Linked DNA regions of Homo sapiens: region 2 is linked to region 1. A link is a loop called in an ENCODE intact Hi-C map of the cell type or tissue named here. Cell type or tissue: PC-3. All regions are shown on one strand. Each heading gives the region's core, and the rest is flanking DNA. Links, peaks and the distances in the headings are about the cores only. Region 1 has its middle 16 kb from the start of PSME4. Region 2 has its middle 41 kb from the start of ACYP2.

Region 1 (9,599 bases), core at 774-8,773:
CTCAGGAGGCTGAAGCAGGAGAATCACTTGAACCTAGGAGGCAGAGGTTGCAGTGAGCCAAGATCGCACCACTGCACTCCAACCTGGGCGAAAGAGTGAAATTCCATCTCAAAAAAAAAAAAAGAAAAAAAAGTTACACATACACCAGCCATTCTATGCCTAGGTATGTATCCAAGAGAAAAGTAGTTATATGTCCATACAATGACTTATACATGAATATTTATTGAAGCTTTATTTGTAATACCCAGAAACTGGGAACAACCAAAACGTCCATTAACAGATGAATGGATAAGCAAACTATGGTATGTTCATAGAATGCTACTCAGCAACATTTGAGAGAAAATTATAAAATCACAACATCTGATGATGACCAGCAGCATACCTTTGAACACTTGACCAGCAGCATCACCTGGAAGCTTGTTAGAAACACAAATTCTCGACAGGGCACGGTGGCTCACGCCTGTAATCCCAGCACTTTGGGAGTCCCAGGCGGGCGGATCACAAGGTCAGGAGATCTAGACTATCCTGGCTAACACAGTGAAACCCCGTCTCTACTGAAAATATAAAAAATTAGCCGGGCGTGGTGGCGGGCACCTGTAATCACAGCTACTCGGGAGGCTGAGGCAGGAGAATGGCGTGAACCCAGGAAGCGGAGCTGGCAGTGAGCCGAGATCGCGCCACCGCACTCCAGCCTGGGCGACAGAGCGAGACTCTGCCTTAAAAAACAAAAAACAAAACAAAAAAAAAACGCAAATTCTTAGGTCATCTGCAGACCTACTGAATCAGAAACTCTGACAGTAGAAGCTCTCTCAACCACTGCTTTATGCTAATTTGCTGAAAGTGAGGATTCTTTTTCTTTTTTTTTCTTTTTTTTTTTTTTTGGTAAGACGGAGTTTTGCTCTTGTCTCCCAGGCTGGAGTGCAATGGTGCCATCTCGGCTCGCTGCAAACTGCACCTCCCGGGTTCAACAGATTCTCCTGCCTCAGCCTCCCAAGTAGCTGGGATTACAGGTGGCCGCCACCACGCCCAGCTAATTTTTGTATATTTAGTATATTTGGGGTTTCACCATGTTGGCCAGGCTGGTCTCAAATTCCTGACCTCAGGTGATCCACCTGCCTCAGCCTCCCAAGGTGGTGGGATTACAGGCATGAGCCACAGCTCCCAGCTAGGATTCTTGATATATCAACTATCTTGCTTGTTAGAAGTGAACTCTGGCTAAATTAAATAGAAGATGAATTTACTGAAAAGTGTTATATGCCAGGAGTGGTGGCTCATGCCTGTAATCACAACACTTTGAGAGGCCGAGGCGGGTAAGTCACTTGAGGTCAGGAGTTCAAAACCAGCCTGACCAACATGGTGAAACCTTGCCTCTACTAAAAATACAAAAATTAGCCAGGTGTAGTGGTGCATGCCTGTAGACCCAGCTACTCCGGAGGCTGAGGCAGGAGAATTGCTTGAACCCAGGAGGTAGAGGTTGCAGTGAGCCGAGATCACACCATTGCACTCAGCCTGGGCAACAGAGCAAGACTCCATCTCAAAAAAAAAAAAAAAAGAAAAGAAAAGAAAAGGGTTTATGTAACTCACAGAAGTGATGAGAAATGATGAAAACATTCTCAAACAATTGGCTGGGACCAAGGGAGTAGGAGTGGCAGGAACAGTCTGGTGGAGATGCTGCTGCCACCACCAACATAGGACATCTCTAGTATTTGACATAATGGCCACTGTAGGCAGCCACTACTCACAATAAACACAGCCTCAATGCCAAACTGCTAATACTAGAGCTACCACAGATCCAATATCACTTATCATCCCTTCATCTTGGCATTGCTTACTCAAGACACAAAGTACATAGTGGCTAAATCTGGGTCACAAGGCTGTCAGGGGAGTTAGTAGAGGGTGAATCTCATCCCTTAGGCTTCTAAAGTTAGAGGTCAGAGCCTACTTCCCACCAAGACCTAGATAATGGGAGATGTCCCGAATCTAGCAAGTGGGTTCAGATGCTGGGCAGCCAAAAGCAATTACAGATGTCCATTATGATAAGTACCCTAAATACACACATTAGGTGCATTTTAGCAGGACTATGCCCTAAAAGAACTGGGCAAATATATTCTTTGTTTTACTAATATCTGACTCAAGATTTGTCAGGCAGGGCATGGTGGCTCATGCCTATAATCCTAGCACTTTGGAAGGCCGAGGCAGGAAGATTGCTTGAGCCTGGGAATCCTTGTCTGTGAAAAAAAAAAAAAAAAAAAAAAAGAATTGTCTACCAATCTGACTTTTTGTTATTGAAAGATATGTCTTCTTATTTAAGTATTGGCTCACAGTAGATCACAATAGTCGATGGTGCCAGCAGGCACATGCTGGCCTGATAGCCTTTCCACTGCATGTTAGAGTAACGATGAGAAGAAATGACTGGGTTTGGAATATTCCTACTGGGACTGGACTCTTGGTGGCCTTCAGATGGTGTTATTTAAAACTGAATTACAGGCCGGGCGTGGTGGCTCACGCCTGTAATCCCAGCACTTTGGGAGGCCGAGGCAGAAGTTCACCTGAGGTCAGGAGTTGAAGACCAGCCTGGCCAACATGGCAAAAACCCGTCTCTACTAAAAATGCAATAAAAATAGGTGGGCATGGTAGCGCGCACCTGTAATCCCAGCTGCTAAGGAGCCTAAGGCAGGGAAAATCGCATGAACCCGGGAGGCAGAGGTTGCAGTGACCCAAGATCATGCCACTGCACTCCAGCCCAGGTGACAGAGTGAGACTCTGTCTCAAAAAAACAAAACAAAACAAAACAAAAATTGAATTATGGGCCAGGCATGGTGGCTTACACCTGTAATCCCAGCACCATGGGAGGCTGAGACAGGCAGATTGCTTGAGCCCAGGAGCTCAATGCCAGCCTGGGCAACATGGCAAAACCCTGTCTCTACAAAATACACACATATATATTTATATACATATACATATATATAGCCAGGCATGGTGGCACATGCCTGTGGTCCCAGCTTCTCGGGAGGCTGAGGCAAGAGGATCACTTGAACCTGGGAGGTGGAGGTTGCAATAAGCTGAGATCGTGCCACTGCACTCCAGCCTGGGTGACAGAGCAAGACCCTGTCTAAAAATAATAATAAATAAAAAATAAAAGTGAATTACTTGGGACATTCATAGGCAAAACATAAACCTTGACCTAAATGTCATGCCACATATAAAAACTAACTAATGATGAATCATGGACTTAAATGTAAAACAGAAAACTATAAAACTTTTAGAAAAAGAACTTTGGAATCTAGGACTAGGCAAAGTGTTTTTGATTATTATTATTATTATTCTTTTAATATGACATGAAGTCTTGATATGTTGCACAGGCTGGTCTTGAACTCCTGGACTCAAGTAATCCTCCTGCCTCAGCCTCTCGAGTCACTGGGATTACAGGTGCGCAACACCATGCCCAACCTAGTTCTTAGATCTCACACTAAATAAAAGTTTGACACGTTAAAGGAAAAACTGATAAACTGGACCTCATCAATATTAAAAACTTTTGCTCTGTAAAAGATCCCTTTAAGAGACAAACTACAGAAATAAAATATTTGCAAACCACATATCTGACAAAAGAGTAGTATCTGGACTATATAAAGAACTCCCAAAACTCAACAGTTAAAAACCAAGCAATCCAAAAACCAAAAAACAAACAAAAAAACCCACAAGCAATCCAATTAGAAAACATGCAAAAAACATGAGCAGATATTTCACCAAAGAGGATATAAAAATGGTAAATAAGCACATAAAAGCATGTTCCTGTTCAACATCATTACTCATTAGAAGAATGCAAATTAAATCCACAATGAGATCATGGCATGCTTATCAGAAAGGCTAAAATAAAAAGCAGTGACAACATCAGGTATTGGCAGAGAAACCGGATTGCTCTTACAATGCTGATGAGAATGTAAAATGATACAGCCACTCTAGAAAACTGTTTGACAGTTTTTTCTTTACAAAATGAAACACACAACTACCATTTGACCCAGAAATTGCACCCCTGGGCATTTATCCAAGAGAAACTAAAACTTCTGTTTACACAAAAACCTGTAGATGAACTACTTTGTTCTCTTTGCTAAATGGGAATTAGGAGCCTACACTTTGTAAAGAAGTCTGGAACTGCTTCCTTTTTTTTTTTTTTTAACTTTGTATACATACATAAAAGCATAATCCACATCTATAAAAAGATATGTATCATAAATGTACAGCTCAATGAATTTTAACATACTAACCACCCTCATGTAACCATCTCCCAGATGGAGAAACAGGACATAACCAGAACTCCAGAAGGCCTTTTCATGTCCTCTTCCATTCTGTACCCTACCCTCAGGTGTGACCACTTTGTGAACCTCTCATATCACAAATTAGTTTTGCTTGTTATAACACAGAAATGGAATCATACAGAACATGCTCTTGTGTGTCTGATTTTGCTTCAACATTCTGTTTTCAAGATTCATCCATATTGTTGCATGTATTTGTGCATTTTTCATTCTCATTACTGTGTAGTTGTCCTAGTCCATTTGTGTTGTTACAAAGGAATATCAGAGACTGGATAATTTATAAAGAAAAGAGGTTTGGTCGGGTGCGGTGGCTCACACCTATAATCTTAGCACTTTGGGAGGCCAAGGCAGGTGGATCACCTGAGGTCAGGAGTTCAAGACCAGCCTGGCCAAGATGGTGAAACCGGTCTCTCACTAAAAACACAAAAATTACCTGGGCATGGTGGTGCATATCTGTGATCCCAGCTACTCAGGAGGCTGAGGCAGGAGAATCACTTGAACCCAGGAGGCAGAGGTTGCAGTGACCCAAGATCACACCACTGCACTCCATCCTGGGCAACAGAGTGAAACTTCATCTAAAAAAAAAAAAAAGGCCGGGTTTGGTGGCTCACGCCTGTAATTCCAGCACTTTGGGAGGCCGAGGATCACTTGAGGTCAGGAGTTCCAGACCAGCCTGGCCAACATGGTGAAATCCCATCTCTACTAAAAATACACAAATTAGCTGAGTGTGGTGCTGTGTGTCTGTAATCCCAGCTACTCAGGAGACTGAGGCAGGAGAATCGCTTGAACCCAGGAGGCAGAAGTTGCAGTGAGCTGAGATCATGCCACTGCACTCCAGCCTTGGCAACAGAGTGAGACTCCATCAAAAAAAAAAAAAAGAGGTTTACTTGGCTCAAGGTTCTGCAGGCTGTACAGGAAGCATAGTGCGGGAATCTGCTTCCGGTGAGAGCTTCAGGCTGTTTCCACTCATGGTGGAAGGGGAAGAAGAGACAGCATATGCAGAGAGCACATGGTGAGAGAGGAGGCAACAGAAAGAGGGAAGGTGCCAGGCTATTTTATTTTATTTATTTATTTTTATTATTATTATTATTTTTGAGATGGAGTCTCACTCTGTTGCTCAGACTGGAGTGCAGTGGCATTATCTCGGCTCACAGCAACCTCTGCCTCCAGGATTCTCCTGCCTCAGCCTTGCGAGGAGCTGGGATTACAGGTGAACGCCACCATGCCCAGCTAATTTTTTGTATTTTACTAGAGATGGGGTTTCACCATGTTGGCCAGGCTGGTCTCAAATTCCTGACCTCAAGTACTCCTCCCACCTCGGCTTCCTGAAGTGCTGGGATTACAGGCATGAGCCACTGAGCACTGGTCAACCAGGCTATTTTAAACAGCTCGCTTTCAGGTGAAATCTCATGGGAACAAATAGAGCCTGAACTCACTCATCATTATGGGAAGATCATCAAGCCATTCATGAGGGATCCTCCCCCATGACCCAAACACCTTCCATCAGGCCCCAACTCCAACACTGAGGATTAAATTGCAACATGAGGTTTGGAGGGTCAAATATCCCAACTAAAGCAGTGGTATTTCATTGTGCAAACATAAACACAGTTTATCCATTATACTGTTGATATGTTGATAGGTATTTGGATAGTTCTGTATTTTAGACTCTTTGGGGTAGTGCTGCTATGAACATTTAAGTAGATATCTTTTGGAGAACATATATGTATATACGTACACACATTTCTGTTGGGTATTTTCCAGATAGCCATCAGCCTGGGTCCTGAAGTGAGAACATGAAGCAGGATCCCCTTTTGACCTGAGATGGAATATAGTATGAAAAAAATGCTAAATCCTGGCCAGGTGCAGCGGCTCACACCTGTAATCCCAGCACTTTGGGAGGCTGAGGCAGGCGGATCACAAGGTCAGAAGATCGAGACCATCCTGCCTAAATGTGAAACCCTGTCTCTATTAAAAATACAAAAAGTTAACTGGGCGTGGCGGCAGGCGCCTGTAGTTCCAGCTACTCGGGAGGCTGAGGCAGGAGAATGGTGGGAACCAGGGAGGCAGAGCTTGCAGTGAGCGGAAATTGCGCCACTGTGCTCCAGCCTGGGCAACAGAGCGAGACTCCATCTCAAAAAAAAAAAAAAAAAGAAAGAAAAAATGCTAAATCCTAAGCCACTGAGATTTTGGGATTGTTTATTAATGCTGTGTAACCTGGACCAATCTATTCATAAAATTAACATCCTTGTTTTGTTCTTGAGTTTAATGTGTTGGCTTCCAAAGTTTCATTGTTAGGTACAGAGCTTGATAAACATTTTAACAGGTTTTAAGAAGTTCACTTTTATTTTCTTATTTGATAAAAATTGTTATCATGGACTAATAAATGCTTTTTCTGCATTCATCCTACAACATTTGTTAAGATGTTGGGTTTTGTTTTGTTTTGTTTTGGTTTGTCTTGCATGAAGGTGGTGAATTTTATTGGTAGATTTTCTGACATTGAACTAGCCCTGTGTACCTGCAATAAACCTTGCTTGGTCCCAATGTATTTTATATACATACTACATATATTTTATATATATGCTATATATATAATATATAATATATGCATACACACACTTTTCTGGATTCAATTCACTTGAATTTCTTTTTAAGTTTTGCTCTTGTTGCCCAGGCTGGAGTACAGTGGTGCGATCTCGGCTCGCTGCAACCCCCACCCCCCCGGTTCAAGAGATTATCCTGCCTCAGCCTCCCAATTATCTGGGATTACAGGCATGCACCACCACACCCAGCTAATTTTGTATTTTGAGTAGAGATGGAGTTTCACCATGCTGGCCAGGCTAGTCTCAAACTTCTGACCTCAGGTGATGCACCTGCCTCGGCCTCCCAAAGTGCTGGGATTACAGACATAAGCTGCCTCGCCTGGCCAGAATTTTTGTTGAGTTTCTCCATCTATGTTCAGGTGGGACTGGGCTATAATTTCCTCACCTAGTTTTGGTGTGAAGTTTAAATTAGCTCTTGTTCCTAATTGCTAGCTACTAAGGCATTTATTAGCCTTCATCATTTACCTCTAAAGCACCTCACTGTCCACCACTGGTTGCCTCTTCAATGTGCTGGGTACCTTTGTTATGATGATGATGATGGTGATGATGATGAAAATGCCCAGAGTCATCTTTCTAAACCACAAGCCTCCTTGTGTCATGCCCCTACCTCAATGCTTACAGGATAAACCCCCAGCATCCAGCACCTTAGGAAGGCATCCATGACTGCTTGTAATCTGGCCTCAGTTTACCTTCTTGTCTCTTTTCTTGCCATGATATACATTTTCTGTGTTCCTATCACATTGTACTCATTGTTTCCTGGCCTAACTGGGCCCATTGAAAACTCTTGGTCTTTCTACAAACCGATGCTTCTGCTGGGGATATGCTTATTAACTTGCTTGCAAGACTTGATGAGCCAGCTGTCACCCCTTCAACTTCCTCCAAGTATTTGGTTACTACCCATAGCACTGTATTGATATATCTGAAGCAGCTTTTCGGAAAAAATCCAAAATTCTTAACCCAATTTACAAGGTACTACGTGATCTAACTCTGCTTCAGCCGTATATACTATTCTTAATCTCGCTCCCTAAGCATATGGGTGTTTTTTAAATTTCTCATACAAGCCAAATTCTTCCTCTACCTCAAGCTTCCATTCGTACTGTTTTCTTTTCTTTTTTGAGACAGGGTCTTGCTCTGTTGCCTAGGCTGGAGGGCAGTGGTGCAATCACATCTCGCTGCAGCCTCAATCTCCTGGGTTCAAGTGATTCTTCCACCTCAGCCTCCCAAGTAGCTCGGACTACAGGCACATGCCACCACACCCAGCTAATTTTTGTATATTTTGTAGAGATGGGGTTTCGTCATGTTGTCCAGGTTGGTCTTGAACTCCTGGACTCAAGTGATCCTCCTACCTTGGTCTACCAAAGTGCTGGGATTACAGACGTGAGCCACACTGTGCCTGGCCTATTTTCTTAGCTGAATCATTTCTAATCATCCTTCTCCACAAGTCTTCATTCATCAAATGTTGCTTCCTCAAAGAATTTGGTCTAGGCCTTGCATCCTAGTCCAGGTACCCCTGTTCTACATAACCAGAACAACATTTATCCTATTAAAGCATCTAATAAAATTATAACTAAGTACCTGTGAAGTGAGTTGTTTACTGTCTGGCTGCCCCTCTCTAACCAGTGAGCTCCATGATAATAGGACCCATGCAGAAATGGATCTTTACGAAAAGGAATATTTCATGCTAACTTATAGGTTGTTCACATTTCCAGCATATAAATCCCTGGTTCTCCCTGAACCTATTTATATCACACACACACACACACACACACACACACACACACACACACACACAGTCTTGTGTGAAGGATTTGTTGTATGGAAGTTGTGAAAATCAAGGAAAACAGCCAGGCTTAACATTTGAGTCGAAGCAGTGCCAAACTGGGACAACAGAAGTCTCATGCTAAGACAATCACTCAACAGGGGTAGTTTAGCAAGAGTCAAAGGTTAGAGATGAGAGTGACCATAAAAATATAAGTCGCACCTTTCAAAATTGATAAAACTTATTGGATGAGCGATTGAATTCTAGGCAGTGGGTGGAAGGGAGTTTGAATTAGTTTTATCTAGAGATCTTAAGATATAGGTAAACCCCAGCTGACATTTGGTTATAGTTTTGTCTGTTTTCATATCTGTCAGTCTACTAGAAAGTGAACTGCTTGAGGACAGGTACTGTGTCATTCATCTAACGATCTCTGACTTGGCACTCTGGGGACATAAATAAATGTTTACTGAATTAATGAATATATAATACACACTGGAGAACTAGGGATTTGATATATTATACCTTTTATGTGTCTGTAAATTTCAAAAGGTATTCTGCTTAGTACAAAGAAATAGATTGGAAATAGTAGCATTTCAAATATCAGATGTGATCAAGTGTGAATGTCTTGCTGGCTATTCAAATTATGCATGCAGATAATCCCATTGTCTGCCTGTGAGCAAAGCCTGTCCTATTTATACATATAAAAACTGGGGGGTAGGTGGAAAGAGTGTACGTCCTCTTTGTGCATTAGTTATTATCTCTTCACTGACTCTATTGTGAATCTTTTCAATTACCATTAAAAAATACATCTCTTTACTATATTTGATTATGAGGGAAGCTGTCACCTCCTACATTATTCATAGCTTGACAAAAAGAAGAAACACGAAAAGCTTTGGTGGTGCTGAAAAATTCTTTTAGTATTTAAAT
Region 2 (9,599 bases), core at 1,164-9,163, 87 kb before region 1:
GTCCAGTGGAGGGAAGACATGAGCACACCTTAGATATTCTATGGACTAAATTCTACATCAAGTGTCAGTCATCTAGGAGACAAAGATAAACAATAACTTGATACCTCCCAGCTCCTCCTCACTGAGACAGTCTCTTCATTTTAAGAGACTGTTTTGGTTTGAGATATTTGATTCTAATACTACTACAAAAGGAATTTAGAAACTGCAATATATCTCACTTTTAAAGTCTCTACTCATTCAGTAAACAAACAATATATGCCTACGGCATACCCTTCAAGGAGTGGGATGCAAAATGAAATTTTTGACATCATAAGTTAAAAAGCTTATTGAGGCCGGGCATGGTGGCTCATGCCTGTAGTCCCAGCACTTTGGGAAGCTGAGGAGGGTGGATCACTTGAGGTCAGGAGTTCCAGACCAGCCTGGCCAACATGGTGAAACTACATCTCTACTAAAAATAGAAAAATTAGCGGGTGTGGTGGCACATGCCTGTAATCCAGCTACTCTGGAGGCGGAGGCAGGAGAATTGCTTGAACCCAGGAGGCGGAGGTTACAGTGAGCCAAAATTGCGCCACTGCACTCCAGCCTGGGTGACAGAGTAAGACTCCATCTCAAAAAAAAAAAAAGCTTATTGAGATGTCTTAAGTGAAAAATTAAAATAATAAAATGTTTAAATAACTGAAATAAATAAATATTTGTTCAAGATGACAATAGAGGAGATGATGCAAGATGGTACAAGGATAGCTTCCAATGAGTTGTACAGATAATAATAATAGCGACAGGAGCTGGTTTCCATATATATATATGCGTACCATATATGGTACGCATATATATATGATTTGCATATATGTATATATGGAAGCTATTACTTTTTTTTTTTAGGAAGATATCACTTCTTATTGGGACAGTAGATGGCTGTCCTAGCATCTTCCTAGCATCAGCACACTTCCCCGTGTCAGAGATGAGACAGAAAATGCAATCATTGGCCAGGCACAGTGGCTCACCCCTGTAATCCCAGCACTTTGGGAGGCCAAGGCGGGTGGATCATTTGAGATCAGGAGTTTGAAACCAGCCTGGCCAACCTGGTGAAACCCCATGTCTACTAAAAATACAAAAATTAGCTGAGTGTGGTGGTGAGCACCTGTAATCCCAGCTATTCAGGAGGCCTGGGAGGCCGAGGTTGCAGTGAGCAGAGACAGTGCCATTGCACTCCAGCCTGGGTGACAGAGCGAGACTCCATCTTGAAAAAAAAAAAAAAGAAAGAAAGAAAAGAAAGTGCAATCATTGCTGCTTCAGTAGACTGAGGGGGTTTGCTTAGAACATAGTCCTAGTCTAGCATTTCATAACTTGTTCTCTTATTTGCTAAAGAAGGTGAAGTGGTTCAATGGAATGAGCACTAGGCCAGGACACAGAAGACTTGGTTCTACTTCCAGCGCTACTACTAATTTACATAACACCTTAGGAAAGTCACAGCCTTTCTGTGCCTTAGTTTGCTGGGAACATAAGCCAAACTCCCACACAGATTATTCCCCTATTCTGTACTTTCTAGCCTCCTTGAAGGGCTGCTTCCCTTGCAGAACAATTTTGCTGGACACTCTAATGGTCAGTCTATCCTCACAAGCCACTTCTCTGCCTGGTTACCACTTCCTCTTCTCAGAAGTCCCCTTTCCTTGTACTGGCTGTCTTGCCCTTGTTGATAATTATCTTCCCACCTCCAGCAGCCGTGCTGCAATACTGCATGCACTGATAATTTTTTAACCTTTATCACTAGCTCTGAGTTAGCATTTAGATTAATTTATTGCACAAACATTTATAAGTCCCTATATATGCTAGGCAGAGAGTTAAAAATAAAATGTTAAACAACAACAACAACAAGTTTGCCCTTATAAAGCAAACAATGGATAGATGCACCAAGGAGCTTATAGTGGTAGAGGGGAGTCACAAACAAAGGTCTTTTGCTCCAACTATGAGAACTTAGGCAAGTCATTTGAATTCTTAGGTTAGCTTAGATGAGTCTAGGACTTCTTCCATTTCCAAAAATCTCTAATTCTGCTTCAACCTTGTTCTATTTTGTGAAAATGTATCTTACATTTCAACAACAACAACAAAAACCAAGATAGAGAATCTAAATGCATTAAATAGTAACTCAAAGTGAGGGTAGGTTTCATTAGCTCTGTATACAAAGAAAAACACATTATTGAAAACCTGATTTATATGTGTATGTGTTTTTAGTAAAATTCAATACGGTTTTGTTTCCAAATAACAGTTATTTAGAAGACCCTGAAAACCCGATTCAGGATTACAGTTAAATAGAAATAATTTATAAAAATAGTTAAGGCTCACAGAGGTGAAATTATAAAGACAACTTTCAGGACTCAGTATAGACAGCTGCTAAGTGTTATCTTTTTCACACACTGTGCAAGCTATATTTGACCACTCCTAAGGGGCCCTGATCTAGCCACCACCTCCACTCCAGGCCAAGCCAAATGGCTGCTGTACCCTCTCTCTCTCTCCCTCCCTGATCCATCTCCAGGTCTATGAGTTCTTCAAAATTCCTTCTCCAAAACACTCTGGCCTTTCTTTCTCTTGGTTCTGAAAAATTAAATTCATCTTCTAAATGATATTCTATATAAAAATCTATTAAACTTCTAGACTAGTTAATATTTTTATATTCAATATTTTGTGATGCCTATTTTGATGTTTTTAGTACATTATTGTCTGGGTAGATTATTTAGTTAGGGACTGGGCCACTGGAAGCCTAGCTGCCAGTCCTTTCTCTGCCATTAACTAGCAGTGCGATCTTCCATGAGCTTCTCAATCTCTTTAAGCCACCATTCTGCAATCTACAAAATAAGGAAATCAGACTAGATATGCTATTTTTAAATTGCTAATTGTGTAAGTAATGCATACAATATATTCTCCGTATAAATTTTAAATACAATGCAGATAAGTTTGAAGTTCTCTTTGGACTTCCCCCGCCATTTTCTCAAGCCCAGTACCTTTTCATTTCTCTGGTGTTATCAGTTTGGCATCTTCTTCCAGAATACTTTCTTTACACTTACATAAGCTCCCCACCAGATTTAATATTTTACATATGAAAAACTAAGCAGTAATTATGCAAAGAAATGAGAGTTCAACTTGTGTACAAATGCATCATTTTCCAGATGGGAACATTTTCATTTTTGGCCCTAATGAATGTTCTAAAAACAATATTAAATCTAAAATCAAAACACTTTTTATAATGCAAAACTCGAAATATCTGCTACAAAGAACTCATAAAATATAAAGATTAATAAAAAAGAGAAATATCAATATGAGTGACATATTTTATAACCTTTAGTTATGTAAAAGGTTTACGAAAAGGGAAACTTCTAGAGGTAAATATTATATCATTTTATTACGAGAATTTTTTTTTTTTGAGATGGAGTCTTGTTCTATCGCCCAGGCTGGAGTGCAGTGGCGTGATCTTGGCTGACTGCAACCTCGGCCTCCCAGGTTCAGGTGATTCTCCTGTCTCAGCCTTCTGAGTAGCTGGGATTACAGGCATGCACCACCACACCTGGCTAATTTTTGCATTATTAGTAGGGACGGGGTTTCACCATATTGGCCACGCTGGTCTTTAACTCCTGACCTCAGGTGATCCTCCTGCCTTGGCCTCCCAAAGTGCTGGGATTACAAGCATGAACCACCGTGTCCACCCTTTTTTTTTTTCTTTCTTTTTTTTTTTAATTTTGAGACAGAATCTCACTCTGTCACCCAGGATAGGATGCAGTGGTGCCATCTCTGCTCACTGCAACTCCACTTCCTGGGTTCAAGCAATTCTCATGCCTTAGCCTCCCAAGTAGCTGGGATTACAGGCATGTGCCACCATTCCCAGCTAATTTTTGTATTTTTAGTAGAAACGGGGTTTCACCATGTTGCCCAGGATGGTCTCGAACTCCTGAGCTGAAGCGATTTACCCTCCTAGGCCTTACAAACTGCTGGGATTTCAGTCATGAGCCACTGTTCCTGGCCTATTAGGAATTATTTTTATAACCTCCATTACTAAATCTGTTAATAGCCTAAGTAGCCTATCAGGCACACACCGTCCGTTGAACTTTTATTGTGAATAGCTACTATATTTAGAACTGCTTTTTAGGTGAATCAACAATGCCACTTCCTAAAGTTATCCAGTCACCAGGACCAATGAGAAAGTAGAAAGAATAGGCCATTATAATGATTAATTTTGTGTGTCAACTTGGCTGGGCCGCAGTGCCCAGATACATGATCAAGCATCATTCTGGATGTTACTGTGGGGGTATTTTGGGTGAGATTACGACTTACATCAGTGGATTTTGAGTAAAGCAGATTGCCTTCCATAATGTGAGTGAACCTCATCCAATCATTTGAAGGCCTGACCTCCCCTGAGTAAGAGTAAATTCTGCAGCCTTTAGACCGCAAGTGCAACATTGACTCATCCCTGCATCTCTAGCCTGCTGGCCCACCCTGCAGATTTTGGACTTGTCAATCTCCATAACTGTGTGAGCGAATTCCTTAAAATACATTTCTTTCTGTATATAAATACATCCTGTTTGTTCTGTTTCTCTGGAGAATCCTGTCTAATACAGTTACACACACACACACACACACACACACACACACACACACACACAAATTCTGTTCTATTTATATATAATTAACATACCATAAAATTCACCCATTTAAAATGTACAATTCAGTGATTTTTATAATATTCACAGAGTTGTGCAACCATCACCACAATCAATTTGGTTTTTTATTTACTTATTTAAAATAAAGTAGAGATGAGGTCTCATTGTATTGTCCAGGTTGGTCTCGAACTCCTGGACTCATGTGATCCTCCCACCTTGGTATTTATTTATTTTTTAGAGATGTGATCTCCCACTGTCACCCAGGCTGGAGTGTAGTGGCCCAATCATAGCTCATTATAACCTTGAATTCCTGGGCTCAAGTGATCCTTCTGCCTCAGCACACTAAGTAGCTAGGACTACAGGTGCACACCACCAAACCCAGCTAATTTTGAAAAATATTTTTTGTAGAAATGGGGGTCTCACTATGTTGGTCAGGCTGATATAAAACTCCTGGCCTTAAGCAATTTCCTCACCTCAGCCTCCAAAAGTGCTGGGATTACAGGTATGAGTCACTGCATCCGGCCTTGTTTTCATTTCTTTTAGGTATATACCTAGCAGTGGAATTGCTGAGTCATATGGCAACTCTATGTTAAACTTCTTGAGGAACTGCCAGACTGTTTCCAAAGAATTTGCACTATTTTTCATTCCCACCATTATTATATGCAGGTTCCAATGTCTCCACATCCATGCCAACACTTGTTATTTTCCATCATTTTCATTTTAGCCATTCTAGTAGGTATGAAGTGGTATCTCTTTGTAGTTTTGATTATTTTTCTAATAATGAATGACATCAGACATCAAGCAACTTTTCATGTGCTTATTGGCCATTTGTAAATCTTCTTTGAAGAAATCTTTGTTCAGACCTTTTGCCCATTTTTTAATCATTGTCTTTATTTTTGAGTTGTAATAGTTATTTACATATTCTAGGTATAAGTTCCTTATCAGATATAAGGTTTGCAAAAATTTTCTCCCCTTCTATGAGTTGCCTTTTCACTTTCTTGATGGTGGTGTCTTTTGAAACACAAAAATTTTAAATGTTCACAAAATCCAATTTATTTACTTTTTCCTTTTGTTGCTTGTGTTTTTGGTGTCAAACCCAAGAAAGCATTGCCTTTCCAAAGTCATAAAGAGTTACATCTATGTTTTCTTCCAAGAGTTTTGTACTTCTAGCTCTGGTAGTTAGGTCTTTGATCCATTTTGAGTTAATTTTTTTTTTTTCCTTAGGTATGGTCTCCCTACATTGCCCAGGCTGGACTCAAACTCCTGGGCTCAAGAGATCTTCCCACCTCAGCCTCCCAAGTAGCTGGGACTACAGGCATGCACTACCACACCTGGCTCATTTTGATTTATTCTTACATATGGTGTGAAGTCAGAGTCCGCCTTCATTCATTTGTATGTAGATACCCAGTTGTCCCAGCACCATTTTGCTGAAAAGACTATTCTTTTCCCATTGAATTGTCTTAGCGCCGTTGTCAAAAAATCAATTGACTGTAAATATAAGAGTTTATTTCTGAACTCTCAATTCTAGTCTACTGATCATAAGTCTAGCCTTTTGTCAGTACCACACTCACTTGATTAATGTACCTTTGTAGTAAGTCTTGAAATTAGGAAGTGTGAGTCTTTCTACTTTGTTCTTTCTCAAGATTGTTTGAGTACCTTGCATTTCCATATGAATTTAGAATCAGCTTAAATTTTCCACTTTTAAAAAAGGTAGCTGGGGGCTGGGCTTGGCAGCTCACGTCTGTAATCCTAGCACTTTGGGAGGCTGAGGCAGGCAGATCATTTGAGGTCAGGAGTTCAAGACCAGCCTGGCCAACATGGTGAAACCCTGTCTCCACTAAAAATACAAAAATTAGCCTGGCACAGTGGCACGTGCCTGTAGTCCCAGCTACTCAGGAGCCTGAGGCACAAGAATTGCTTAAGCCCAGGGGGCAGAGGTTGCAGTGAGCCAAGCCTGTGCTACTGCACTCCAGCCTGGGCAACAGAGTGAGGCTCTGTCAAAAAAAAAAAAAAAAGAAGAAAGAAAATAATGAAGGAAGGAAGGAAGGAAAGAAAGAAAGAAGAAAGAAAGAGAGAGAGAGAGAAAGAAAGAAAAAAGAAAGAAAGAAAGAAAAAGAAAGAAAGAAAGAATTTCAAAAGGTAGCTGGATTCTAGAGACTGAGGTGGGAAGATCACTAGAGCTGGAGTGGTGAAGACTGCAGTGAACTGTGATTATGCCACTGCACTCCAGCCTGGGTATAGAGTGAGACCCTGTCACAAAAATAAAATAAAATAAATAAAATAAGGCAGCTAGGATTTTGATTGGAATAGCATTGAATCTGTAGATTAATTTGGAAAATATTACCATCTTAATGTTAAGTCTTCTAATTCATGAACATGGGATGTCTTTCCATTTATTTAGATCTTCTTTAATTTCTTTCAACAATATTTGATAGTTTTCAGATTACAGGTTTGCACTTATTTTAATTCACTCCTAAGTATTTTAATTCCTTTTGATCCTTTGCATATGTAACTGTTTCCTTTACACCATTTTCACTTTATTTATTTATTTGTATTTGTATATATTTTTTTGAGACAGAGTCTCGCTCTGTCTCCCAGGCTGGAGTGCAGTGGTGCGATCTCAGCTCACTGCAACCTCCGCCTCCTGGGTTCAAATGATTCTCCTGCCTCAGCCTCCTAAGTAGCTGGGATTACAGGTGCGCGCCACCATGCCCACCTAAGTTTTGTATTTTTAGTACAGATGGGGTTTTGTCATGTTGACCAGGCTGGTCTCGAACTCCTGACCTCAGGTGATCCACCCACCTTGGCCTACCAAAGTGCTGGGATTACAGGCATGAGCCACCACACCCGGCCTAACGTCATTTTTAAATTGTTCATTGGAGTATACAGAAATACAATTGATCTTAGACCAACCTGGGCAACATGGTGAAACCCTGTCTTGTCAAAAAATTATCTGGGTGTGGTGGTGCACACCTGTAGTCTCAGCTACTCAGAAGGCCGAGGTGGCAGAATTACCTAAGCCTGGGAAGTCAAGGCTGCAGTGAGCTATGACCATACTACTGCACTCTCACCTGTGCGACAGAGCGAGACCCAGTCTCAAAAAAAAAAGACAGAAAAGAAAAACACAATTGATCTTGTATGCTGCAACCTTGCCAAACTTGTTTATTAGCTCTAAGAGTTTTTGTAGATTCCTTTGTATTTTGTACACACAAGATTGTGCCATTTGTAAGCAGAGATAGTTTTACTCCTTCCTTTCCAATCTGGATGTTTCATTTCTTTTTCTTACATCATTGTCCTGGCTAGAATCTGTAGTGCAGTGTTGAATAGAAGCCGTGAGAGCAAATATCCTTGTCTTATTCCTAATCTTAGGAGGAAAGCTTTCAGCCTTTCACTATTAAGCGTGATGTTATCTGTGGGTTTTTTGTAGATGTTTTTCTCTAAGTTGAGAAAATTCCCTTCTATTCCTAATTTATTGCATGCTATTATCATGAAAGGGTGTTTGGATTAGTCAAATAAAGAAAAGCTTTTGAGGCCGGGTGCAGTGTCTTATGCCTGTAATCCCAGCACTTTGGGAGGCCAAGGCAGGCAGACTGCTTGAGCTCAGAAGTTTGAGACCAACCTGGGCAACATGATGAAACTCTGTCTCTGAAAAAAACAAACAAACAAACAAACAAACAAACAAATAGCTGGGTGTGGTGGCACATACCTATAGAGCTACCAGGCAGGCTGAGGTGGGAGGATCACTTGAGCCTGGGTGTTGGAGACTGCAGTGAGCCATAATCGTGCCACTGCACTCCAGCCTGGGTGACAGAGCTGAGACCCTGCCCCCACCAAAAAAAAAAAAAAAAATGGAATAGCTTTTGAAAATAATGTGAATTATATTTTATTTTCATTTAGATATCACTTAAAATTAGAGCATAGCTTACAAAGTAACTAGAGTTGTTAAGAAGGGTTTCCCTGGAACACAGAGGGCTGAATTGGTGCAGTGATCACCAATTCTGGAATATGTGTTAAATAACTCTGGGGTTGAGGATTCATAAAAGAGCTAAGTAAGTGGGGAAAAATCTCACCTATAGAAGCACAGTAAACAATGCAGAGGAACGGCAGATAGTGTGCTCTGGTTAGGTGTAAAATTCATCCTCATGAAACCACTTAACCAGCATTTGACTTCAATGTAAATCACTGGAATGATTTAACATGAATAAGAATTTCAGAATCCTTATTATAAGCCATTTTGTCAATTATGACTGGACACCTGCAGAGCAGATTCCACATGTATTTTTTCTTTCTTTCTTTTTTTTTTTTTTTTTTGAGATGGACTTTTGCTCTTGTTGTCCAGGCTGGAGTGCAATGGCACAATCTTGGCTCACCACAACCTCCAACTCTCAGGTTCAAGAGATTCTCCTGCCTCAGCCTCCTGAATAGCTGGGATTACAGGCATGTGCCACCATGCCCAACTAATTTTGTATTTTTAGTAGAGACGAGGTTTTTCCATGTTGGTCAGGCTGGTCTTGAACTCCTGACCTCAGGTGATCTGCCCACCTTGGCCTCCCAAAGCGCTGGGATTACAGGCATGAGCCACTGAGCCTGGCCCAAATGTATTTTTTCTTAAGAAGTAAAACATCTTGAGATTTAACTTATGCCAGAGAAGTATTCTGGGTTAAATATTCCCAGCACAATATCTTCTCTCTTTCATTAAAATCTGCATATTTTAGTGACTAATGTTTTTAAACACATATAACTTGCTAACTACAATTATGTCAATTACATAGCTAAATTCAAAAACTTAGTGGCCAACTAGCATATTCATCAGCTGGTCACCCTCAATGTGTTCAAAATATGGTAGCATCATGTGAATCTTTCCATTCATTCTGTATTTTGCTTTGTTTTGTTTTTGTTTTTTTTGTTTTTTGTTTTTTTGAGACGGAGTCTTGCTCTGTCACCCAGGCTGGA

What was found. A loop is a pair of places that touch in the nucleus more often than their neighbours do. Peaks named below come from ENCODE experiments on the same cell type or tissue, not always from the same donor. Only the 100,000 strongest peaks of a DNase experiment are listed, where the experiment ranks them.
Region 2: a loop joins it to region 1, with 5 times the contacts of the local background. A loop is called at or near these places in 15 of 110 quality-filtered maps.

Annotation. Positions count from the first base shown.
Region 1 is chr2:53,981,935-53,991,533 of GRCh38, reverse strand. It overlaps a transcript of ACYP2 not described here. Among named protein-coding and RNA genes, the nearest start is that of PSME4, 16 kb to the right of the region's middle. RefSeq lists a silencer at 3,905-3,954. In PC-3, for the core only: no CTCF peak of the experiment used is centred there; DNase peaks (open chromatin) are centred at 1,943 and 4,043; H3K27ac peaks cover 3,674 bases.
Region 2 is chr2:54,069,629-54,079,227 of GRCh38, reverse strand. It overlaps a transcript of ACYP2 not described here. Among named protein-coding and RNA genes, the nearest start is that of ACYP2, 41 kb to the left of the region's middle. RefSeq lists an enhancer at 4,832-6,031. In PC-3, for the core only: no CTCF peak of the experiment used is centred there; DNase peaks (open chromatin) are centred at 4,407 and 5,177; H3K27ac peaks cover 3,028 bases.